2 separate regions of the Homo sapiens genome follow, and region 2 is linked to region 1. Evidence: read pairs that join two places in POLR2A ChIA-PET (ENCODE). Cell type or tissue: GM12878. All regions are shown on one strand. Each heading gives the region's core, and the rest is flanking DNA. Links, peaks and the distances in the headings are about the cores only. Region 1 has its middle 150 kb from the start of SLC13A1. Region 2 overlaps SLC13A1 (solute carrier family 13 member 1).

Region 1 (8,371 bases), core at 354-8,353:
CTCTCTGGGTCTTATGCAGAGTAACTTTTAGGTCTTATGCAGAGTAACTTTTCTCCTTCTGGGCTCTTCCTCTTTTGTCCTACCTACCTTTCCTTTCAGCAATATTGGGTGCTCTCAGTGCCAAGATCTACACTTGTTAAAAGGTAATGGGAGAAGTTTCCAGTTTTGTGGTGAAATAAAAACATGATTTTTAAATTCCCCTATGAATCCCACTAAAATTGTAGTAAAGTTGGAAGAAAAGTATAAATATGGTCTAAACACCAAAGGACAAAGAGAACCAGCAGTGCATCAACAGCGATCAGAGATGCCAAAAATTTTTAGAAGATGGAAAATGAATGTAAGGAATGAAAAGATCTGAAAAAAAAACAACAGCCATAAGAGAGGTATGTCATTAAAGAAGAAAGCAGGTTAATTCATACCATGTCACTTGGAAGGATTCAGGACTTAGAGATACCCATACTGCAGAAGGTTGGAATGAGACATGGGGCTGAAAACAAGAAGAACTGGCTAAGAAGTACCTCATTGAGAGGTAATTAGACCTGATGATCTTTTCCTGCATCCCCTATAGCCCAATCCCACCAAGAAAATGGACATTTACTTTGTGGAAAGTAAATCTCAAAAATACCAGGGATAGCAGCAGACAGGGTAGAGCTACTGCAATAAAATGGTGATAACATGGAGCCAAAGGCTACATATGGAAACTTTAACCCCCACCCCAATGATCCTTGCTTTATGAGCATTCATAGTCAGGCATATGCTTCCTCCATTCTCTGAAAAAATATTAGAGGATTATTCTCTGGAGAAACTGAAGTATTCCAAAGGGGAAAAAAAAAAAGAAAAAACAAAAAACAAACTTGTGGATACTACTATCCTGGCAGGAAAGCAGATTCACCCTAAGGGATTCAAATGAAGGATGTTAATGAAGGAGCTGTTTAATACTAACCATCATGTGAGCAAATGAATGAGAGATGGTGAGTCACCCAGCACCTAGCAACGGTGGGAAGCCATTGCATCTCCAGGGCAGAAGGAACAAAGTGGAGCAGTGGAACAAAGCCCTCCCAACAGAAACTGACATGTAGAGAGTTACAAATACTACTAGAGACTTTGTGCTGAAACGGAGAATGAATCAAGAGAAAAAAAATACCCTGAATGCTCTCCTTTTTTGCTCACGAACAGCCTCAGAGTGTCTATTCACTGAAGCCCAGCCGTTCAGGAAGTCTAAGTGTGTAGTTCTCAGTGTCAGCCTCCAGGGACAGAGCAGGATGGATATAAATGGAGAAAAGTCATGGTGGGGGCAGTGCATACGCAGAATATCTAGCAAAGACACTGACATTTGGAGATCCTGCTATGAAACCCCTGTGTTCCAATATCTGCTAGAGTGTACTTCCAAATAGCTCTTGAGTGCCACACTCTTAAATATAAATAGACAGCCAAGGATTGTTCAACAGTTTGGAAAAATTTCCAGTTTGAAAGACAAATCAACCAAATAATCAATTGAAAAGAAATTCCTCCAGAGAACAAAAAGAAAAAAAAAACCCTGAGATTTTAAACAATATTTAAATCTATATCCTCATAGAAATGAATGATAATATTTTATTCATAAAACAAAAGCAGAATATTTTAAAAGAAGCAATAAAATAATTGAGCTTTTAGAGATTAAGAATAAAGTAAAATAAATCAATATGATTATAAAATCAAGGGAATCTTTGAGAAAATAGAACAATAAGGCGAAGAAATTTGGAGAAGGAGAGAAGATTGGATGATAAATTCATGAGACCTAATGTCCGATTCATAAGAGTTCCCAAAAGAGAGAACAGAGAAAAGAGAAGGGGAGACAAAACAATTTTCAAATAATTAATCCAATAACGTATGTATCACTGAAGAACATGTGATTTCGTAATGAAAGGGTCACTCAGAGTCCAGTGCAATGAATAAAATTTCAAACCACCAGGAATAATAGAAATATCTTACAAGCTCTTCTATAGATTGAATGTTGTGTCCCTACAAAATTCACATGTTGAAATCCTAACCCCAAATGTGATGGTATTAGAAGGTGGGGCTTTAGGGAGGTTATTAGGTCATGGGCAGAGCCCTGATGAATGGCATTAGTGCCCTTATAAAGGAGACCAAAGAGAGACCTCTTGCCCCTTCTACCATGTGAGGTTACAGCAAAAAGAGCCATCTATGAACAAGGAAATGAATCCTCATCGGATACTGAACTTGCTGGTCCTTTGATCTAGGACTTCCCAGCCTCCAGAACTGTGAGAAATAAATCTCTGTTGTTTATAAATCACTCAGTTTATGATACTTCGTTATAGCACCATGAATAGACTAAGACAAGCTTTTAGAAATAAAGTAAGTGACATTCAAGAAATTGAGCACCAAGCAGTATTTGACTTCTCAATAGGAATAGTGAAAGCTAGAACACAGCAGAAGAAAACACCTAGGTAAAAATGATTTTTAACTTAGAATTTTATATTCAGTCCAATGATTTGTCATTAGTGAGACTAGAAAAGAACATTTTCAGACACTTAAAGTCTTAAAATTTTATTTGTATGCACCATGTCTCAGGGTGTTAATGAAGAATGTATTCTTCTAAATCTATGTATTCTGCTAAACTAGTGTCTCCAGATAAGGGAAGATAAGCAAAGAAAGTCCCAGGTTGACAGCTGTGCATCAGGCCTAGAGAGCAACTAGTCCAGATTAAAGAGGGGAGGAGAGAGTTTCAGAAAAGATGTGTTCAGAAAAAAAGGGGGGATCTAATTATCTGATGTGCTTAGATGTAGTGACCAAAACACCCTTAACTTCAGTTTGACTAAACCTTAGACAGTCTTCTGATTGGCCCCTGATATAACTTTTCTTAGAGCATTTACCTTGAAAAACTTGTGATTGTAAGTTTCTTCTCTGCCCCTTTGAGATGTAAATTGTCTTCCAGCTTCTTGACAATTTTACTCCCAGTAATATCTTTCTCAAGGACCTGGGAGTATTCCCTTTGAAGTGGAACCATCTAGAAAGCTAGGGCCCCTGCCTCTTAGTCTCTGTGGAAAGGTAGGGGCCTAACTTTGATAAGCGTCAATTAGCAAAAACCAATAGTGTAATCACACTGACAAATTTTCCCCTTAAAGTCCTCATCCTCCAGTACTATTCCGCTAGTTCACTCCAGTGCTTCAAAACTCTTTAGCTTTTGTGTTCGAGGACTAGAGTCCAATCTCTAATCACCAATTGTAGTAGTCTTGATTCTTATTGCAATAGTGTTTCTTGCCAGTTTAACCTGTCCCGTGCAACTTTTCTTTCACTGTTAGGAAAAATAGCATTAAGAGGCATTTATTTATTATATTAGATAGTTTGGGAAGAATTAATGATAGTGACATTGAAAACCAAAGAAAAAAGAAAGAAGTGATTATTAAATTCAAAGTTTTCTAATTATACTTTTCTTTATTCCTGAGCTACCTTGTTCAAAGAGGCCTCTCATTAGTCACATAGTGCATTTTATTTATACTTATTTGTTGTACAATATTTTGTTCCTCTTGGGATCCTGAATCCTTATTCTCCATAATAAGAAGCCTGTAGGTTTAATTCCTGCCCTCTAATCTTCTGCATCTCCAACTCAACACAATGCCTACACTTCCTGTATTCATTAATTTAAAGTCTTGGTTAGGACAGTAGCTTACATTTACACAGCACTTTATAACCCATGCTATGTCCTTACATACACCATCTTATTCGATCCTCATAAAAACATTGCAAGGTGAGGTTTGGTGCTGGATTCAGATAAACGTGGGTTGAAACCCTAAATCTAGTCAAGTTTCATTATCTCTCTGGGCCTCAGTTTTCTTATTTCAAAGTGAGGTTGAGTAATGAGTGAGGTATGAGTAATGCATAGCTCATAGGACTGTTGTAAAGATTAAATGACATAATGTGTATTAAAACTTTGCACAATATCTGACATAGTAAATGCCCAATAAATATGAAATGATTATTATTATTTTACAAGGAAATAATGTTGTTTAGACCCAGTAGAAGAAAAGTTACCATATTATAAAACAGGGGCTTAAACCTGTATCACTTTATTCCAAAAGCAATTCATATACACGATTTTTTGCTGTCCTTCTAAATACATGTTTTCTAGCCAATGTCTTTATTAGGTACCACTAATTCACAGATTAGATGTTTAGAACATAGATAATTATATTTGAAAGTAACTGTGGGCTAGAGTATAATAGAGGAGACTGGCTCTGAGTAGTGGTGGGGAGGGGGATAGAACAAGAGGAGACTTAACAAAGGAGCTGGACCAGCTGAGAGGCAGGTGGAAGGAACCAAGGAACTGAGATTAGGAAGTTCTAAGGCGCCAAAAATGTGGGACATGATGTGGCTGAAGACACAATGCTCATGCCAACATTCAGATCTGGTTGGCTTTTAGCATATGTCATTTATTAATAAAACAGTATTTGAATAGCCAGACAAAATATTATTCTTGAAAGAAAGGACCACTGAAACAGGGAAGAGTCATTTTTTAAAACCAAATATGCAAAGCATTAATTTAATTCATCTGCAGGCAAAAAGGAGAAAGTAGAGTTCCGTAGAGACATTTTTGAAACATAAGTGCCTGTGGTTGAACAGACTGTGGGTCGACATGTCTCTGAGAACTGGCCAGACCTGGAAACTAATCTATTTCTATGGCAGCTAAGCTCGAGACCTGCTGTTGTTTTCACATTTTAATGTCTTTGTTCAAACCATATGGTGAAGGAACAGTACATATTTGTAAATAAATGGACTATGAGTCTATATTCCTTCTGTGTATATGACTTGTTTTCATCTCAGATTTATCATTCCTTTGGAAGAGAAGATGGGCTTGAATTGAGAAAACTTTGGACCCTTAGAGAACACATAAGATAATTTTTCACTGTGTTTGCATATTTGGCATGATGCCAAACTGCACTGTGACAGAATACTGTACAATTGAGAGCTATTTTTTTTGTTTTGCAATGTTCTGTTTTTAATATTTGAAGAGATTTCTAAAGTAAGTGTTGCCATTCATGGTTCTTTTATCCTTTTTAAATCCTTCCTTTGAGAAGGTTTTTCAGTGATTTTTAATTGAATTTTTTTGAGTACTTAAGGAACCTTGGCCCTGAGTAGCTTTCGAAGATGTTAGAACTTTATGATTATTGAAGGGCAAAAGAGGTGCTCGACAGGGTGAGATTTAAGTTAGGACTTCTGCCTTCTCATCACTGCAAACTCTAGCTTCACTGCTGAATGATTAAAGCTGACTTTGACCTTAATGAACTTGCTGTTAATCCTTAACCTTCCAGTTGTTAGAGGTGGAAAGAGCTATAGTAATCATCTATTCCAGGCCCCTCCTATTTCACAGATGAGGAAACTGAAACCCAAAGAAGCTTAGCTGCTTGTTCAATGCTACATAATTTGTAGAAAGGTTAGGTCTTCGTATACTTGGTAAAATATTTTACCTACTATGTGCGTTACCAAAAATCCTTCATAACCCACACTTGCTTGTACAAGTAATGGCTAGATGTCTCTTCAGGTTCCTTACCACCAAAGGCCATTTATATTCCTGCTCCGCTCACTGATTAAAACCTTCCCTCCCTGTATGTTATTCAACAGGTTCCAACTGACTAACCTGATAAACTAATAATCAATCTGCTGATGGGAGAAGATGAAAACACCCAAATAGGATAAGATTCACCCTATACGTTTCCACTGGCAGAAATTTCTGAGCTGACCACTGATGGCTGCTTCTCCAAGCATATTGTTCGGAGGATTGCCACATTAAGCCTGACCCTGAGAAGACTTTGGTTTCCTTTTGTTATGCTTTTGGCTTTCCACAAAGAGCTCAGGGTTCCTTGCTTTGGTCTAGGCTCTAGTTTGAATATTGCCCCTATTTTCCTTTCTTAGGAGATTTTAGTCACGAAATATTTGAGTGAATGAATGACTTTGTCTCAGAGAAGCTAGAACTCAAATATATTCAGTATCTATACCTCTGTGCTACTATGAAGATTTCCAACATGGTTATCCTTACCTCTGAGGTAAAATAATTTTGTTTTAAACGTGGTTTCTTTTCAACTATAATCAACCCAGTATGTTCAAAGGTTTGCTCTGTCAGAGTCAAAGGTGATTAGCACTCAGATCCTTTCCAAAAGAATTGAAGGTTGACAGCCTATTTTAATTGGGGTGAGATGATATCTCATTGTGGTTTTGATTTGCTTTCCCTGATGATTAGCCAGTTAGAATGGCTATTATTAAAAAAGACAGAAAATAACAAAAGTTAGCAAGAATGCAGAGAAAGAGAAATGCTCACACACCGTTGGTGGGTGTGTGATGTAGTAAAACCACTATGGAAAACAGTTTGGAGGTTCCTGAAAAACCTAAAAATAGAACTACCATACAATCCAGTAATTCCACTACTGGGTGTTTACACAAAAGAAAAGAAATGACTGCGTCAGAGGGATACCTATAGGTGCATGCTTACTGCGCATTATTCACAATAGCCATGATATGGAAACAACTTAAGTGTCCATTAACAGATGAATGGATAAACAAAATGTGGCATATATACACAATGGAATGTTATAAGCCGTAAAAAATGAAATCCCATCATTTGAAGCACCATGGATGGAAGTGGAGGACATGATAAGTGAAATAAGCCAGGCATGTATGCATGCATGCACACACACAAATATCACATGTTGTCACTTATATGTAGAAGCTAAAAAAAAATGATCTCCCGGAGGTAGTAAATAGATTGGTGTTTACCAGAGGTGAGGAAGAGTAGTGAGGAGGGGGATGAAGAGAGGGTGGTTAATGGGCACAAAAATCCAATTAGAAGGAGTCTGTTTTAGTGTTCAATGGCACAATAGGGCAGGTATAGTTAACAATAATTTACTGTATCTTTCAAAATAGCTAGAAGAGAAGATTTTAAATGCTCCCAACACAAAGAAATGATAAATATTTGAGGTGATATATATTCTAATTATCCAGGTTTGGTCATTACACGTTGTATGCATGTATTAAAACATCACCTGTACCCTACAGATATGTACAACTAGTACTTATCCATAAAAATGAAATATTTTTTAAAAATTAAAAAAATGAGATCACAGCCTATTAAAAGAAATGACAACTTGCATGCATGACTAAGGACATAGTACCTTAGGAAAACACTCTTTTTTTTTTAACCTTAGGTTCTGGGGTACATGTGCAGAACTGCAGGTTTGTTACACAGGTATACATGTGCCATGGTGGTTTGCTGCACCCATCAACCCGTCATCTACATTAGGTATTTCTCCTAATGCTATCCCTCCCCTAGCCCCCCACCCCCTGACAGGCACCGGTGTGTGATGTTCCCCTCCCTGTGTACATGTGTTCTCATTATTCAACTCCCACTCTTTTATGGGACTTTATGAAGGGCAGGCAATGCATAGTGGTTAGGAGCACACATTCTGGGGCAAAAGAATCCTGGATTCAAGTCAGCTGAGCCCATCACTAGCAATGTGGACTTTGGAAAAATTACTTAAACTCACAAGTGCCTCAGTTTACCATCTATAATATGGGGGATAAAAATACTGCATATTTTAGAGTTGTAAACATTATATTACTAAATGCATATAAAATTTAATAAGCATTATGTATTCAAAATTATTATACCGTATATATGTAACTTTATGTTTGAAGATGCATTTACTATGGTTATATGGGTATCTCATTTGATTCTCAGCTGACCTTTAGTGAGGGTAAAATTAATAAGAAAAAATCTGTCATGTTAAGGAGTTCAGAGTTCTTCTGAGGAAAACAGTGCTTTCATGCCTCCCTTGATTGACCATCTAAATCGTCACAGACTGTCTGTGTCTTATAGACAATGAATATTAAGAAATAAAGTTGATAATGGAATCTTCTTTCAAGTGACCCACACGTCTCATGTGAGCACAGGGGCCCTGATTCTGCCAAAACAACTTCACTCCTGAATACTTCCAATATACTTCTCCTAATCTGCAATAATTCTCTGTGGTAGGCAGTGTACAAAATTATTTTCTCTAAGTCCTAATGTTTAACTAGTATGTCCAGAAGTAAGTTTTCCTAGAAAGGGATAATTAACTTGATTCATTTCCACATGACTGTCCTGTGACAAGTTGGATTCCTGGAGTAAAAGCATTTGCCATTTTCCTTCCAAAGGGCAAGCAAATAGGTACTCAGTTATGCTTTTTTCCTCAACACATTCCCTCACTATCAGAATCACTACTGAGGGCTAAGGAAAGTCTATCTGCAAGCCCCTTGAATTCAACAGAATACGTGTTAGTGAAGAGTCTTTGGCAGAATCTGCTGCTAAGGGAACTTTGAGCTTCCCTGAAATGCGTTAAGT
Region 2 (8,371 bases), core at 286-8,285, 160 kb after region 1:
AGTTCGACAAAACCAGAAAATCCAATTTTGGTAATATATTTTTATTTCACAAATATTTTACAAGAACTTTCCCAGCCCAAAGTGTTGTGCCAGATGAATTGTGTGATATAAGCAGAAGTTTAAATTAATGTTTCTGTCTTTATGTAGCTTGCAGAATTGCTGGAAAGTCATTATATAGTATGACAAATATTAATGGCAAAAGTAGGTTGTACCTAAACACATGCCGAATAATTTAAAGAAATCATCTGTGCTATGAAGGCGTAATTAAAAAGTGGATAAACCACTAAGGATTCATCATCTTCCAGCTCCTCTGTTCCCCTAACCGCATGCAGTCCCACTTGCCCAAAACCTGCTGCTCCTTCTGTTTTCTTTATGTCAGAGAATGCCACTACCCTTCTCTCCATTCACAGGTTTGAAAGCTGTATGTCATCTCAGATGCTTCAAATATCCACAAGCCCCCATCACTAATACGGTGTTGCATCTCCTTAATCTAAATCCTCCTAAATCTCCCCTCTCAACCTCATCTTCTCCTCTCTTTCCTTTCCTGCTGGCACTGCTTTCCTTGAAGCTGTCTTTCTCTTTCTTTCATAGACTGTTTGTTTTTTACACACTTTCCCCTACAGTCTCTGGCCAGAGTACTATTTTTTAAATGCCAACTCAGTCCAATTGTGAAAAATCAAAATTTTTCAATGGTTCCTTTTTGCCTATAATGGAAAAATATCTAAACAAAAGATGGTTTTGCTGATGGATATTTCTGACTTTTCATTTATTTGTCCTAAAAGCCTCCACCACACAGTCCCCAGTATCTATCTCCCACATTTGCATTTTCCTCTTTAACAATACTTCACTATTTGCAGTTTCTAGAATGCCTGTGATTATTCTTGTCTCTCTGCCTTCTCACACGCTATATCCTCCTCCTAGAATGCCATCTCCTCTTACCTCACCCTTCTTGGGAAGGAAGGCTCAGGCTGTGATGTAAACTAAGGATCATCCTCGATGCTCTCATTGCATCATGGATACATTGGCCTCTATTACAGTATGTCTTCCGTTTTGCTTTATCTTTGTGTCTCCCTCCAGACTGTAAATATCTCAAGAACATGGAGCATAGTGTTTAAATTTCTGTCTCCTCCAGCACCAAACCCAGTGCCTGTCACATAGTAGATAGTTAATAACTGTGTTGAGTGAAGGATGATCTAGCGTGGCAGAAGGATGTAAGGCTTTGGACCTGATAGGAAGGAGAGAATGCAGGAGAAAGAGGTTGATGAAAGAGGGGAACTTCAATAGAGTGAAAATAATGATGAAAGGACAGAACAAGAAGAATGTAGGTGTAACCAGAGGCTGTCCCTTTCACAAAGCTCTTTCTTCCTCCCATAATATGTTTTATACCTTGTTTGGTAACAATAGTAAATGTGAATGCCCACTGTGAGCCTCATAGCGACAATTAGAAATAGTCAATATCATCCCAATTTTACAGAACAGAAACTCAGAGAGGTCAAGAAATGTGATCAAAGTCACACAGTCCACAAAGGGAGCAAGAGGACTTAAACACAAATCTGTCTGACTTCCAAGCTCATGATGTCATTGCTTATTTAATGATATTTATATCAGATCTTTAAAAGCTGTGCTCAGATTGCCTTATGTCATTGTTCCTGCATTTGCAATCACGAAAGCACAGGTTGAGGTGATGCCTCTCTCAGCCTGGATCACGTAGTAACCTCTACCCATGATGGACAAATAGTATAAGTAAGAAATAATTGGCTGTTTTAGACTGCTGAGATTTTGGAACTTTTGCCACAGCATAGCTTATCCTGTCCTGATTAACATAGCATATTCTGAAACATTCCCCAAGTGACTCAGACATGCTACCCTTGGCTGATTTTTTTTTTTATTTATAAAATGAGCAAGGCTCTTTTTAAAAAGTTCCAAATGTTGTCTATGGATAAGCTTCCCCAGATTCACCTGAGATACTTGTGTAAAATCATAAACTCTTAATGTGAAGTGTAGGATGCTGCACGTTGAACAAACTCCCCAGGTGATTCTGGAGCAGGTAGTTCATGGATTGCATTTTGATCATAACCAAATGTGTAGTCAGGTTGGAGAACTGATTATTTCTGTACCTTTTTCCAGTTCCACTGTGTACAGAGTATGAAAACAATGCATCTCAGGTGCTGGTTAGGTGTGGAGGTTGAGTGAAAAGGAGGAACTAAAAATTTCCCAATAACTGGTTTAGTGGGCCATCAATTGCTTTTCTCTACTATCCATTTTGGCTAAAAACTTAAAAAAAAAGAAAAGAAAAAACATCTAGTTATTTCTCCTTGACTTTGTAGTTGAACTTATTTTTACTATCCATCTTCCAAAATGAGGATATTTTAAAGCACTTTAAACTTTGCAATTAATATAAATTGAGTCTTAAGAAATCACTGCTGCAGTAGGGGTAGGAATACCAAGAACCATACAAAGCCCTTCACAGGCTCTGTCAAATAATAATGATGTTTTTCTTGTAGCACAGAGATTTAGAATGCATGATTTTTCTCCTTTTTTAATTGCTTTGTGTTCTCTTTAGAAAATCAATTGTAGTGATTGAGGTCTGTGATTGGCTCTGCTTTTCTCACGCTGTGCTGAGAAGAGATCATACCCACATACGTACTAATTCATCAGCCAAATTACTCCCTAATATCAGTCAGTATGTCATTTAAAAAAGCAGAAGAGATGAAAAAACTATATTTTAAAGCCAAACTTATATTCTAATTCCATGTGGGGCTATAATTTAAAAGAGAACCAAGGTGATTTTTAAATGTAATCAGCCACATTTTGTAAGATAACTTGACAGTCAGAACTTTGTAAGGAGGAAAAAGTCATTATCCAAATTGCCTAGTCATAGCTTTCTTTGCCTTTTTCACCCCTTCAGCAAGTGCCCTAGCTGTGCACTTGAGGTGGTTAAGACAAGATATGACTATGATATTTTTAACTGGGGGCTGGGTAAGTGGGAATGTCTGTGATGGAGGAATTCACCTATGCAGGTGGACATTTTAGTTCCAGTGCTGTTTATTAGCAAGAGAGATGAGGGCTGCAGGAAAATTGTAAACACATTCACCCACTGGGGCAGGAGTCAAAATATCCAGTTCCAGGCAAGGAGGAGAGAACAGAGAAAAGGGAACAAGGCAAAGAGAAAGAAGTTTCTATGCTAAGGAACCTTATGCCTAAGATAAAGATTTAGTGTTTTATAAGATATATAAATACAAACAATATTAGAAAGAACAGAAAGAAGAACCTTACTCACTCAAATATGTTACTGACCGTATACTCTATGCCAAGTACTGCTTTAAATGTTGGGAACAGGGTAGTAAATTTTAAAAATATATACTCTGATAGAGTTTATACATGGACAAATCTCAACTCTACCACACGCTAGCAGTGTGATCGTTGAACCTTAGTTCAGCATGGAATTACAATATCTACCCCAAAGAATCTTGGCGAGGGTTAAATAAAATGTCATGTGGAGTGCCAAGTGTTGTTATCTGGCACATTATAAGCATTCATGAGTATTACTTGCCCATCCTATAGTAAGTCAGAAAACAGGTTTATCTGTCTACTTGGCAAATATTTTCACATCTTAAATAAGTTTTTCTATATATAAAGTCTATGATCAACAGTCTAGATGAGGTTTTAGACAATTAGGATCCTCCCTTCCCAAGCTCTTTCTCCATTGGAAACACAAAGCAAATAAAGATCTCTGTAGATCAGAATGAGTCAGAAAAGCAAACAAGTGGCATGAATGTGGAAACCTGTGGTTGAAAGCACTCCCATGCCATTCAGGGACCAGAGTCAGGTTAAATGCCAGAAACTAAGGGCTGGAAAATGGTTTTCTCAAACCTGTGAAGGACAGAAAGAGCTGGATTGATCGCTGGCTATGATGGCTCACAGGAAGCAAACACTGCCCAGCTCCCCAGCCAAGACCTCACCCATACTACCCAACTCAGCTAGATGACTGGATCCATGTTATGCTGGCAAGAAAAGAACTCTAGGGTGTCAAGATAAGACCCATCTGAACCAGGAACTAGGAACTGGCTGGAAGCAACTGTAAAAGTGCTAGATGAGAAACAAGGAGTGCAGAAGAAGAAAACACAAGAATAAAGCTACCACTCAGAATAAATTTGAAAATAAAATTTCAAAATACAATAAGACACTAAAGAAAGACTGACAAAATCCGCTCAGAAGAAATGAAAATAATAGGGAAATCAACAAGTTAGGAAAGGAAAAAAACAAAAAAAGAGAAACAAATTATTTTTCAAAATATAAAGCAAGAGCAGGAAAGTATAAAATAAAACTAGTTAGATATCCTGGAATTTTGTCACTGAGATTAAAAAAACAAACAAAATCCTCAATAGATGTGTCATGTTTGAGGCTCCTGGGTGGTCCTAGTTAACCAGCTTCCCCAGGGGCAACTTCTCCTTTTTCATTTGATTCATGTCAAAGATGAGTCTTAGACACTCTAATGCTCAACAGCTTATTCTCAACAGCTTCTCCTTTTTCATTTGGTTAATGTCAAATATGAGTCTTAGACAGCTTATTCTAATGCTCAACAGCTTATTCTGACTTTTCCAAGATGAAGATGAAGAGCAGGCCAGTGGCATGGGCCAGATGCAGTCAGATGACTGACTGACCAGGAGGGCCTCCGTCCAGTGACCAGTCTCAGAATTTAAAGGACCCTTCCCCCTTACTTATGCTTGTACTCAGCCCAGGTGAGTTACCAGCCATTTCTCTCATAAAGGGAGTTTAAACAATTCTGGAAAGAGTAAGCCTTTTTTGTTTATGAAAGTTGCATCTGAGGTAGCCTTGTCTCCTGGAAATCCCCAGGCCAAGGTTGGAAATCCCCAAGCCAGTCTGCATCACATTGCTAAGTGACACTTAGTGTCAACCCTACTCTGTGACATACTGCTACGTGACATGTAGTATCAGCAAGATGCCTGAATAAGCCTTATGGCTATCATTAATCTTATAACCAGGGTATGTCTCTTATAGTATACTACAAGATGAAATAAACTTTAAACTGAGTATCCTTGAAGATATATTCAGTGAACTGAGAAAGAATACTAGGAATTTACCTAAAATATCAAATAGAATATAAAAGGATATCTTTAAGTGAGAGAATCATTTGGAGAATGAATTCAGAGCCCCAACATATGTATAAAAGACATTACCGAAAATGAAAGACTAGAAAAGAAGTCATATTCAAAGTAATAATTACTGAATTCTCCAGAATTTTTTTAAAAAAGATGAGCTCTCAAATGCATTTGTAAGTACAAACAACTTAATTAGATATTAGTCCATATTTAGGCACATCAGGAATGAGACTTCAGATTAAAAATAAGGTGAATTTTTTAAAGCTTCCAAATAGAGAAGAAAAAAATCTCCAAAAGGATTGTAATTAGATAAATTTTTCATTTCAATAATAATGAAAACATCTAATAAATATATAATAGACCTTTCTGGAGAAATCTACAAAACATTATAGAAGAAATTTAATAGACACCTAAAAGAATAGAGAAGTTCATAGATAGAAATACTTAAAGCTATATCTTACTTCATAGATTCTGTGTAATTTGAATGAAAATCTGAATAAAATTTTTATAACTTGAGATAGTAATTTTAAAATTCAAAAGAAAGAATGAAAATCTAACACTATTAAGGCAATTTGAAAAACATATAAGATGAAGGAGTTGTCATACAGATTGTAAACCTTATTGAAAGGTTAGAAATGTTAAAAGAGCATAATTCTGTAAGAACTTATTTTTAGAAGGCAGCAGTGGGAGAGGGAGAGGACAAAATAAAGAGACCAGAAGCTTATGTGTCTGCATTTGAGAACTTCAGCATAGAAAATATGTAGCAACATGAATTACTAGGCAAAAATGAGCTCATTCAATTTAAAAAGCATGGCACTTTGGCTATTCATTTTGAGAAAAAAAAAGTGTTAGATTCCTATACAAAAATATTAAAGCTCTACACTTGAAAAAATTTTAATCTTAGAAAAAATATGGAAATATATAATGTAGAAAGATTTTCTTTCTTTTTTTTTTTTTTTTTTGAGACGGAGTCTCGCTCTGTCGCCCAGGCTGGAGTGCAGTGGCGGGATCTCGGCTCACTGCAAGCTCCGCCTCCCGGGTTCACGCCATTCTCCTGCCTCAGCCTCCCAAGTAGCTGGGACTACAGGCGCCCGCCACTACACCCGGCTAATTTTTTGTATTTTTAGTAGAGACGGGGTTTCACCGTTTTAGCCGGGATGGTCTCGATCTCCTGACCTCGTGATCCGCCCGCCTCGGCCTCCCAAAGTGCTGGGATTACAGGCGTGAGCCACCGCACCCGGCCGAAAGATTTTCTTATAAAATATGGTAAAAACATGAGACAACAGAAAAGTGTTTAAAATCACTGCATTAAAATTAAAATCCTCCTGTCAATTAAAAATACAATAAAGCTAATTTCATAGACAAGCCAGAGACTAAGAAAAATGTTTACAAATACATAGTTTATAGAGAAATAATATTAAGAATCTAAAAATAACTCCACAAATCCATGAGATAAAAGAAAAAATAACCCAACAGAAAAATGAAAAAGAACTATAAATATATAATTTACAGAAGAGAAACAATTATGTTCAATAACTGTGAAAATACTCCACTGGTATTCAAGAACATGGAAATTAAATAAGAAGATTTTTTCATACCATCAGACTGTCAAATGAATAAATTAATCCCATATACCAAGGATGGTGAAATGGAATTTCTGAACATTGTTGGTGTTAATATAAACTAGTATGACCATCTCAGCTTCTTAGTCGATTTTCATAGTGCTATAAAGAACTGCCCGAGACTGGGTAATTTATAAAGGAATGAGGTTTAATTGACTCAGCGTGACTGGGAGGCCTCAAGAAACTTACAATAATGGTGGAAGGGGAAGTGAGGCAACTTCTTCACAAGGCAGCAGGAAGGAGAAGTGCCAAATTAAGGGGGAAGAGCCCCTTATAAAACCATCAGATCTCATGAGAACTCACTCACTATTATGAGGACAGCATGGGGGAAACTGCGCCCATTATTCAATTACCTCCACCTGGTTTCTCCCTTGACACCTGGGTAGCATGGAGATTACAATTCAAGATGAGATTTGGGTGGGGACAAAAAGCCTAACCATGTCAGATAGCAAATGGGCAATATCTAGTAAAGTTCCAATGGACTCCTTCCCGTTTGAAGTTCTGATGCTAGTTTTCTCCACCAGCTAAGAAAATCTATTTTCCATAGACATGCATGTGGAGATAGGTACAAAGATGTCCATAGCCTTATAATAATAAAATATTGGGGAAAAAATCCAAACAAACATCAGTAGAAAAACAGACAAATAAATGGTAAAATATTCATAAAAAGAAATACTACATCTATTAAAATGAAGTAACAATAAATCTACATGTATCAACATGAATGTATTTGAAGTACATAAAATATTGAGTGAAAAAAGCAAGTTGCAAAGTGACATATAGAGTAAACCTTATTTAATTTTAAAACCACTTGTTATTAATGTATTAATGTCTGCATGTAGTATAATCACAAAAACATGAATGGAAAGGATACAAACCACATTCTAGACAGTAGTTAACTTTGGGAATGGTGGAGGAGAAGGAAATGAGGGAGTGGTCCTTAACATCAGTCTTTAACAGAATATGGAATGTTTTATTTGTTTAAAAATAATTTAAGCAAATGTGGCAAAGTGTCAACATTTGTTAAATATGATAAGGTGTACAAATATGTTTGTTGTATATTTTTACTATGTTCTAAATATTTTATAATTTTGAAAATGCTTCTAAAGAATACACTGCTAAAAAGCTTCTAATATATATATTTTTTAATTTAAGGGACGAGGAACTGCCCATACTATAATAACTTCATGTCTCTGGTAGTGTGAGGAAATCTTATAATAGGAAAGACGGAGCTGCCATGAATGAGCCAAAGAGGTGCAGTGTATACATACAGAGCAGGTATCCAGGGTTAAGCGACATGACATTGCCTATGATCTAATGGAATTTCACCTGGTTTCCACACAATTGCCTCTGTCTGGCTAGGTGTGACTTGTTTGCTGAACTTCTTGATGTAACTTTTGGGAGTCGTAACACGTACAGAGATTTTTAAGTAGAAAAGTAGTATTTTTGAGGAAGTCCTCTGGACTTTTTTTTTTCCCCTCTTTTCTCTTTCTTTATTTTGAGAAGGAATCATGATTTAAAAAAAAAAAAATTGTAAGGTCAGTGGTAGTCATAACTGTAAATCTTTACAGTTATGTCCTTCATGATAAATAAACAAGATAAAAGTACACATTATTTTTGTTGCTA

Evidence for each region. Peaks named below come from ENCODE experiments on the same cell type or tissue, not always from the same donor. Only the 100,000 strongest peaks of a DNase experiment are listed, where the experiment ranks them.
Region 2: POLR2A ChIA-PET joins it to region 1 with 7 read pairs; 2 of 35 experiments call an interaction of 5 or more read pairs at or near these places.

Annotation. Positions count from the first base shown.
Region 1 is chr7:123,348,647-123,357,017 of GRCh38, reverse strand. No RefSeq gene overlaps it. Among named protein-coding and RNA genes, the nearest start is that of SLC13A1, 150 kb to the right of the region's middle. In GM12878, for the core only: no CTCF peak of the experiment used is centred there; no DNase peak of the experiment used is centred there.
Region 2 is chr7:123,186,829-123,195,199 of GRCh38, reverse strand. The region is part of intron 1 of SLC13A1 (solute carrier family 13 member 1); the gene reads left to right. Among named protein-coding and RNA genes, the nearest start is that of SLC13A1, 9.0 kb to the left of the region's middle. RefSeq lists an enhancer at 4,664-4,973. In GM12878, for the core only: no CTCF peak of the experiment used is centred there; a DNase peak (open chromatin) is centred at 4,859; H3K27ac peaks cover 3,123 bases.